3 separate regions of the Homo sapiens genome follow, and regions 2 and 3 are each linked to region 1. A link is a contact called in ENCODE Hi-C or POLR2A ChIA-PET data. All regions are on one chromosome and are shown on one strand. Each heading gives the region's core, a stretch centred on a gene start or an enhancer-like site at or near the end of the contact. The rest is flanking DNA. Distances are from core to core; before and after follow the strand shown. Region 1 holds the start of HBP1 (HMG-box transcription factor 1). Region 2 holds the start of ARPC1B (actin related protein 2/3 complex subunit 1B). Region 3 holds the start of IFRD1 (interferon related developmental regulator 1).

What was found. Hi-C counts contacts between places; a loop is a spot of excess contacts on that map. ChIA-PET counts read pairs that join two places held with the same protein, here RNA polymerase II (POLR2A). Pooled maps may share reads with other maps.
Region 2: a pooled map shows a loop between it and region 1 (10-fold over the local background). The contact joins the promoter of ARPC1B here to the promoter of HBP1 in region 1. A Hi-C loop is called at or near these places in 2 of 50 pooled maps. POLR2A ChIA-PET finds 5 or more read pairs at or near these places in 2 of 52 experiments (K562 and activated B cell).
Region 3: a loop to region 1 is called in a map of CD8-positive, alpha-beta T cell, with 16 times the contacts of the local background. The contact joins the promoter of IFRD1 here to the promoter of HBP1 in region 1. A Hi-C loop is called at or near these places in 3 of 168 maps with a recorded cell type or tissue (CD8-positive, alpha-beta T cell, gastrocnemius medialis and naive thymus-derived CD4-positive, alpha-beta T cell), 2 of 37 single-sample maps with no recorded cell type and 13 of 50 pooled maps. POLR2A ChIA-PET finds 5 or more read pairs at or near these places in 6 of 52 experiments (CD4-positive, alpha-beta T cell, CD4-positive, alpha-beta memory T cell, CD8-positive, alpha-beta T cell and 3 more).

Annotation. Positions count from the first base shown.
Region 1 is chr7:107,167,727-107,170,287 of GRCh38, forward strand. HBP1 (HMG-box transcription factor 1) reads left to right here and starts at 1,277. Exons shown (of 11, transcript NM_012257.4): 1 at 1,277-1,459. RefSeq lists silencers at 805-1,378, 1,397-1,496, 1,757-1,976 and an enhancer at 927-1,086.
Region 2 is chr7:99,373,449-99,376,009 of GRCh38, forward strand. It overlaps ARPC1B (actin related protein 2/3 complex subunit 1B), which reads left to right and starts at 1,282. Exons shown (of 10, transcript NM_005720.4): 1 at 1,282-1,333. RefSeq lists an enhancer at 1-362 and silencers at 663-1,542, 1,553-2,192.
Region 3 is chr7:112,449,177-112,451,737 of GRCh38, forward strand. IFRD1 (interferon related developmental regulator 1) reads left to right here and starts at 1,284. Exons shown (of 12, transcript NM_001550.4): 1 at 1,284-1,606. The coding sequence starts at 1,513. It overlaps LOC128031837, which reads left to right and starts at 1,311. Exons shown (of 1, transcript NM_001414739.1): 1 at 1,311-1,469. The coding sequence starts at 1,311. The coding sequence ends at 1,469. RefSeq lists enhancers at 374-1,191, 1,192-2,009, 1,309-1,598, 1,839-1,888, 2,009-2,128.

The sequences.
Region 1 (2,561 bases), core at 27-2,526:
AAGACACCAATTATTGACTAGATGCAGCCGACTGTGAATGGACAGCCATGTTTAAAGAGAAGTTAACTATAAAGCAGGGAAGCGTCTCTGGTGAGTCAGAGAATTCGTAACTTGAGGAACTCCTAGTGGAAATGAAGTGGAAAGACAGTTTCTTTCATCAATGAGAAAACGTCTAGAAGGAAAAGAGGGTTAATAAAACTCACCAGAGAAACTTACTGATAATGATTCACAAATTAAATCAGTTTACGTCATACATTACACCCTTTGTATTACGTTAACCAACGAGCATACTAATCAGTATGGAAAATGCCGCTTTAACTTGCCTCAATTTCGTAATCGCCCGCCCCCGCCCCCGCTTTGTAAATTCTCTAGACTCCAGCTTCTCGCTTGCTCACAGTCCATCCCCCAGCCTCACTCTTCCTGGCACTTAGGTGGCGGCTCAACAAACTTAGGTGAACTGAACAGAGCTGACAAGGCAATCTCAAGTTGCTGTCCTGGGAGTGGTGAGGCAAGGCACAAGAGAAAGGACTTCTAGTTCTTCCCACTGCCAGTGCAGCCCCCAGCATCACTTTCGACCCCTTCGTGCCTGGGGCCGTGATTTGTGGGTGATCAAGTCCCTCGCTAGCCTGCAGTACTTCCGCTGGTGCAGTCATCTCCTTCCCCTCGCACTAAAACAATACCCTGGCCTCCTGCCAAACTCTTGAGCAGCGAGCAACTCTGGCTGTTTATGGCCCGGATTGGGTGCTGCAAGAGGCTTGGGCCGCTCTAAGTGTTAGCAGAGGCCCGGAGGAAAAGAAGAGGCCCAAGCTTTAAAACACTCCCTTCCTCCGCCCCCTCCCTTTTGTCCCAGACACCAAAACAAACGAGCTGATACACGTGTCCCTATGACTCTTGTTTACTATCAAGACTGCGCTGTGCGAGCGCCTCTGGGATACGTAGTCCAGCTCTTCCCCGGCCAGCAGTCTCCCACAGCCAAGGACCAAGGCTTGAGACTACGAACCCACAATCCATTTCGGGGACAAAGTTTGGCTTGGGTCCCCGGACTCTCGGCAATAGTCCAATCCGAAGCACTTACTCTTGTGATTGACATGCCATCTTCTCCAGTAAACACAACACAAAAGTCAATACATGCCCGCCCCCCGAGACGGACCACGGTACCACCCAATGGGAAAGGGGAAGAACCGAATGGCAGTTCTGCAGTCCAATAAGAGGGCGAAAGAGCTGGGCGGGGCTCAACCCCCAGGGGGTTGAGGGGAGGGGGAAGACGAAGCTTGAAAGACTTGGTAATGGCGACGGGTTTGGTAAGTAGGAAAGTTTCGGTTGAGGAGTAAGAGCTGCCGCGGGAGCAGTAACCCGCGCGGGGGAGGCCGACGTCGGTCGGAGAGGGGGTACGAGAGCTGCTGGTGGTGTTGTCGTGGCCGGAGCGGCCCGCGCCTGGGCTGCCGGCACTTCGCGGCAGGTTTGTTGTCTTTCAGTTAGGGAAGAGGTGGGGGTGGGGAAGGGAGGGGCAGGAGCGCGGGGGATTGGGCAGACTGGAGGGCTCGGGTCCTCGTTCCTTCTTCTCGGAGGGTTGCCCTTGGGGTGGGGGCAGTTAACCGTTCGATTGGTGCCCGCGGCGAGCCCACCGGAGCAGCGTCTCCCGCGAGCTCACCTGGGCTTCGGGGCGGCGGCGCTAGGGGGTCTCGGGCGGGGGCCGGGAGGAGGCAGGGGGAGGGCGAAGTTCCGGGCCAGGTCGCGCGGTGGGTGGCCGGGCCGGGTGTGGAGATGGGGCGGGCCAGGGCGGGGGAAGGGGCCGACGCAGCGCCGGGGCTGCCCAGGAAAGTTTGACTTCAACTCCCCGTTTGTGGGCGGAGGGTCGGAGCTTGGCCAGGGGTGGGGGGCTGGCCGGAGGTGGGGGACCCCAGTGAGGCGCCGCCTCCTTCTGGACTGAGGGGGATTCTGGCTGAGCTGAGGAGCTCGCGGAGCCGCTGGGCCCCGGGGCTCATTGTTACGCAGTTCGAATGAATGGGCTCCCAGGCGCCTGCGCGCTGGGGCTGAGCCGAGGGGAAAAACAAGCCCGGAGTCCGGGCTGCGGTCACATGATGGGGGGAAGGGAGGGGAACGCGATGAATGGCGAAAGAGGGTGGGGGATGGACTTGGCGTGAACCGGGAGGCACCGCTCTGTGTGACCCAAAGAGGAGGCTTGGCAGGCGATTCCAGTCTCCGCCTTTCAACCTATGCTGCCACCGCAGGCCGATTGAAACAAAACAAAACAAACCAGGCGAAGTGGACAGCCAGGTTTTTGTAGCTTTAAATGCTGCGTGCTGTCTAGGGTGTTTCACTCTCCGCTGTGCACTCTACACTCGAGTTCATTCTTAGGGAGTTTTCAGCTACAGTCGTTTTTAGAAGGAGCACTGACAGCGAGGTAATACTCAAGTTTTCTGTTTGTTTTGTTTTTGGCTCATGGTGCCACTGATGCCAGGACGAGAGGAGGCTTAGAAAAGGAGTTATACATACTGGGAAGCGATGGAGTCCTACTAACAGCTCGGATGGAGGCTTTAGCTTTATTAATACTTCCCTCT
Region 2 (2,561 bases), core at 32-2,531, 7.8 Mb before region 1:
TGTTGTTGTTTGAGAGGAAGTCTCGCTCTGTTGCCAGGCTGGCGTGCAGGGGCCCCATCTTGGCTCACTGCAGCCTCTGCCCCCGGGGTTCAAGCAATTCTCGTGCCTCAGCCTCCCGAGTAGCTGGGATTACAGCAGCGCTCCATCACGCCATGGGGCTCCTTGCAGCTAATTTTTTTTTTTTTTGAAACAGAGTCTCACTCTGTCGCCCAGGCTGGAGTGTAATGGCGCGATCTCGGCTCACTGCAACCTCTGCCTCCTAGATTCAAGCGATTCTTCTACCTCAGCCTCCCGAGTAGCTGGGATTACAGGCATGCGCCACCACGCCTGGCTAATTTTTGTATTGTTTAGTAGAGACGAGGTTTCACCGTGATAGCCAGGATGGTCTCGATCTGAGCTCGTGATCCTCCCGCCTCGGCCTCCCAAAGTGCTGAGATTACAGGCGTGAGCCACCGCGACCGGCCGAGGTAAGGTTTTCACTGGGGTCTCTTCCATCTGCCTGGCCGCCAGGCCACGTATCCACTGAAGAGGCAGAGGGTCAGGATGGGAAGACTCCGGGGACCACCTAGCCCAAGACCCGCAATCAGGCGGCTCTGCAAGGCTAACCGGGTAACTTAAAGAAGTGAAGCCGATTGACGTAAAACAGAAAGGAAAGAAGTTAACTGGCCGGCCAGCGTCAGCAGGGGCGGCCAGTGTCACCCTGCCCGGGGACAGCACCCCTGTTTCGTGGCGAGGACACGGAGGGCCAAGGGGGCGGGGCCGGGCTGCCCTGGCCACGCCCGGACCGCCTGCTCCCCGCCCAGGGCCTGCACAGTTGGCGCCCACCGGCATCAGCGTGAAGGGAGCTCCTCGCTGGCTGCCGACGGGGCTGCAGGGCTCGCTAGCCGCTCACCTGCGTGTGAGCGCGGAGCCCGCAGTACCCGCCGTCCGGGCTCAGAGGACGTGACTCCCCGACCCTGCGCCCGGCAGTCCCCGGGGGCCGTGCGCCCGGCCCAGGCTCGGAGGTCCAGCCCAGCGGCGGCTCAGGCTGCGCGCCTGGCTCCCAGCCTCAGTTTCCCCATTGGTAAAGCATTGACGGTGGTTGCGGACGGCTTCTGCGGACAGAGCCTTGGGCTCCGACGTCTGCGCGGGTACCGGCAGCACCCCCACCCCGAAGGGAGGGCGGGACCTGGATCTCGCGACCGCTGCCCCAGGTCCCCGCCCCCGGGCCCTACCGGGCTGAGGTCGGCAGGCCCCGCCCCCCGCCCACGAGGAAGTGGCTGCTGCTCCGGCGCGGAGCCCAGAGCCGGTTCGGCGCGTCGACTGCCCAGAGTCCGCGGCCGGGGCGCGGGAGGTGAGGGCCGTGGGGGCGCCCGGAGGTGGGGGTCAGGGGAGCCACCTGGAGGTGGGGGGGCGCGTAGATGTGGGGCGCCGCCTGGGAGTGAGCGGGACTGGAGGGATGAGAGGGGGTGCAAGGAGGGGACCGGGGGGCGCCTGGAAGTGAGGACGCATAGATGTGGGGCGCCGCCCAATAGGGGCACGGGGATGAGTGGGGGCACATGGAGAGGAGGGGGCGCGGGGACGAGGGGCTCACGGAAAGGAGAGGGAGCCCTGGGATTGGAGGGGGCGCGGGGGTGGCCGCAGGGCCAGACTGTGGAAACGCGGGCTCCCAGCGCACCGGGCGCCCTCGGGGCGTCCCCAGCCCCCGGCCCCAAGCTTCCGCCTCGTGCCTTCCGCCCCTGCTCCCCGGCCCCCATCCCCAGCCTTGCCCCGCGGTCGGTCGGTGTAGCCCCGTTACTTCGGGCCGGCGGGGCCCCACACCCAGTCACTTCCCCTCCATCCCCGGAGCCTTCCGGGTTGCAGCCGCCGGGAAATGAGCTGGCGTCTCCTGCCGCCCCGCCCCTGCCCTCCTGGCCGCTCCCGCTGCTCCCACCCGCCTCCCCCGGGCCAGGTCCGAGGGGTCCCGTACGGGGCGGGCCTGGCTGGCGGGGTCCCGGAACGCACCCCCTCAGCTGCAGGGCTCCGCGGCCAGGGCAGATCCGAGCAGCCCCTCCCTTTCCGGAGGCGCTGGGAGAGCAGCCAGGCCGCCTAGGGCGGGGCGGGGCCGGGCTGCACCCGCGGGCAGTGAAGGGATCAGGAGTGCAAGCCTGGGGAGTCAGACCTCCCCCTGCCTCCTCTGCCAATGCAGCCCGGAGGCTACCACCACCCATCCCGGCCGGGCGCGGTGGCTCACACATAGAATCCTAGCATTTTGAGAGGCCCAGGCGGGAGGATCGCTTGAGGCCAGGAGTTGGAGGCCAGCATGGACAGCATTGCGAGACCCTTTCTCTATTAAAATAAATAAATAAAATGTAGCCAGGCGCTGTGGCTCATGCCTGTAATCCCAACACTTTGGGAGTCGAGGTGGACGGATCACTTGAGGTCAGGAGTTCGAGACTAGCCTGACCGACATGGTGAAACCCTGTCTCTACTAAAAATACAAAAATTACCCAGGCATGGTGGCACGCACCTGTAATCCCAGCTACTCAGGAGGCTGAGGCAGGAGAATTGCTTGAACCCGGGAGGCAGAGGTTGCAGTGAGC
Region 3 (2,561 bases), core at 34-2,533, 5.3 Mb after region 1:
TGCCCAGGCATGAACTGAGGTCACATGTGATCACAGAATAGGACAGGAATTTAAGAGTGCTATTTTAAAACTAATTGCTTTGCGGGTGGGGAGGGGGTGGTGCATCAAAGGGAAAAAAGACTATGAATTTGAGTTTTGGAATTTAACATATGGGAGGATAATAAATAGTACAGTGAACAAAGGGAAGACAGGAAGAAGGAAATATAGTATTCGTTTCAGAGATGTTGGGTTGAGGCACAAGTGGAACATTCTGGTGGAAATTTGCTACAGGCAATTGAAAATAGAATAGAGCTCAGCTGAGAGGTGGAGTGGCGGATGACTCACCTACATTGAGGTGAGTCAGGGACTTTGATCTGTCATAAGCATAGTATATGAACCTAATAACAGGCTCTAAATACTAGACAAATGTCCTAACAAGGAAGACAGAGATCTAGGAGTGCCTTGAGAAAAAAGGCAGCACTGCGATTATTGATCTGTATAACTTGTGTTTGTTTTACCAGCTGTGAAATTCTCAGAACTGGCAGGTAGTATTGTCAAGGGACACATTCTTGTATAGAAACCCACAACGCTGAATCGTCATATATTCCTAGTCTAGAATCTGAGATATACACGAACTCCACAACTAAGTAGACGAAAGCATCCCTTTTTTTGGGGGGGGGGGGGGATGGGGGGCACATAACCCTGAACCACGGTCCAATTACAGGTACAGTACTGATGATGGCTTAAGTAGTTCATGGAACTAGTTAAAACTAAAACCATGGAAATGTTACCCAGGAGAGGTAAGGCTGCGTGCCTGGCAGGTGCCGCAGGGAAGTAGGGGAAAGGTTAAGGAGAACACCAGCCTCCGGAGAAAGAGAAGCAAAGGTGATTGCATAGCTGCCAGCTGGAAGCCGACTCTCGTCATAGGGCATACTCGCCCCACTGTGCATCGCCGGTGCCTACCTCACCCAGTTCCAAGGCGGGGGCGCGCCGAGGCAGGGGTGGGGTCACCAGGAGAAAAGCAAGTGGGCAGAAAAGCCCGTTGGGAAGAGACGGCTGGGAGGAGGCCCCGGCCCCAGCCTTACTACGTTTCCCAGAATTCAGTGAGGCCACGAAGACAGGCTCCCTGGGCGCGGACGGAAGACTGGCCGCATGGGATTTGTAGGTAGGATCCGCGCCCCGCCCGACGGAGGCGTCCAGTGGGGAGGTGTGCAGGGATTGGTTGGGAAGCGCTCAAGCCCCGCCCACAGAGTGACGTCAGGTGGCGGTATTGCTACTTAAGGCGTCGTGGCCTCCCCTGCCCCGCCTTAGCTCCCGCGCTAGAGAGAAACATGTATCGTTTTCGATCACAGCTCTTCACGGGGATTTCTGCTGCCGCCACCGCCCACTCTTACCCCCGCCGCTTCTCGACTCTGTTGTTAGCCGAAGACTCGCCTCTCAGCCGCCCGCCGCACAGACGCACGAGTAAAAAGTGCAGCTCCATCGGCTGATCCTCGCTAAGCTCCGACTCTGGGCGGCACCGGGCGTCCCACGATGCCGAAGAACAAGAAGCGGAACACTCCCCACCGCGGTAGCAGTGCTGGCGGCGGCGGGTCAGGAGCAGCCGCAGCGACGGCGGCGACAGCAGGTAAGGGGTATCCCCGCCGCCGGCATCCCAGTTGCCGGCCAGGCTGGCGAGTCTTCCATGCTTCGGCACGGTGGGAGTTGTAGTTCTTTCTCTGATGTACACATTTGCATTTCCAGGGTGCGTGGTTTGGCTACTGAACTACAATTCCCAGCGTGCCCTGGGCGCTGCTCCTCGCGCGATTTAGATCTGGCGTGCGAACCGGACTCTTGGGCACCGGCCGTGGGGGCAGGGAGGAACGGGTCCTTGGGCCTGAGAGTGTGTCGGGACAGGGGCTGACCGGGAGCTGGGCGGGAAAGGAACCATTGTCAGAGTTCCTTTCTCGGCGGCGATCTCGCCCGATCTCTCCCCGACCACGGGTGGGGAAGAACGGGGAGTTGAGCCCGTGCCGTCACTGGCCGCCTTTGACACCCTGGCTCCAACATGGAGCTCCTGGGATGCCAGACGTCCGGCGGGTTTGGACGGGCTCTTGCGTCACGCGGCCTGGGCCTTGCGCGGTGGGCCCGGGGTGACGCAGAGGCGCTGGGGAAGCTTTCCGTCTCGCAGGTCCACCTGGCCAGGCGAAGGCGTCGGAGGCGGGGGGACCACTTTCTCCCCCCTAGGCTGTGCTCCTTCCCCTAACTGGCACCTGCAGAAGCCCTGAACCTCTAGCACCTCTGCGACCACCCGAGGCGACCTCCTGCTCACGGGGGGAAGAAACGCGTTCTCCTTTGTGCTGCATTCTATATGTTCTCTGCAGTGAGCCCCAGAGAGGCAGGGTGGTGAGGAGCTTAGGTTGCAGTTGGCTAAAAGTTGAGGTTATTGTGCCCTCGCTACGAAGTTGAAACTTTTCCTGGGTGGGATGAGTAGGTGCTTAACTGAACTTATGGTTTTCTACTTATTATATGGTTAAGAAAAAGGATTCCAATTGGAATTGGAAGGCCCTTCTAGGAGAGACCCCAATAAACTCAAATCGAGT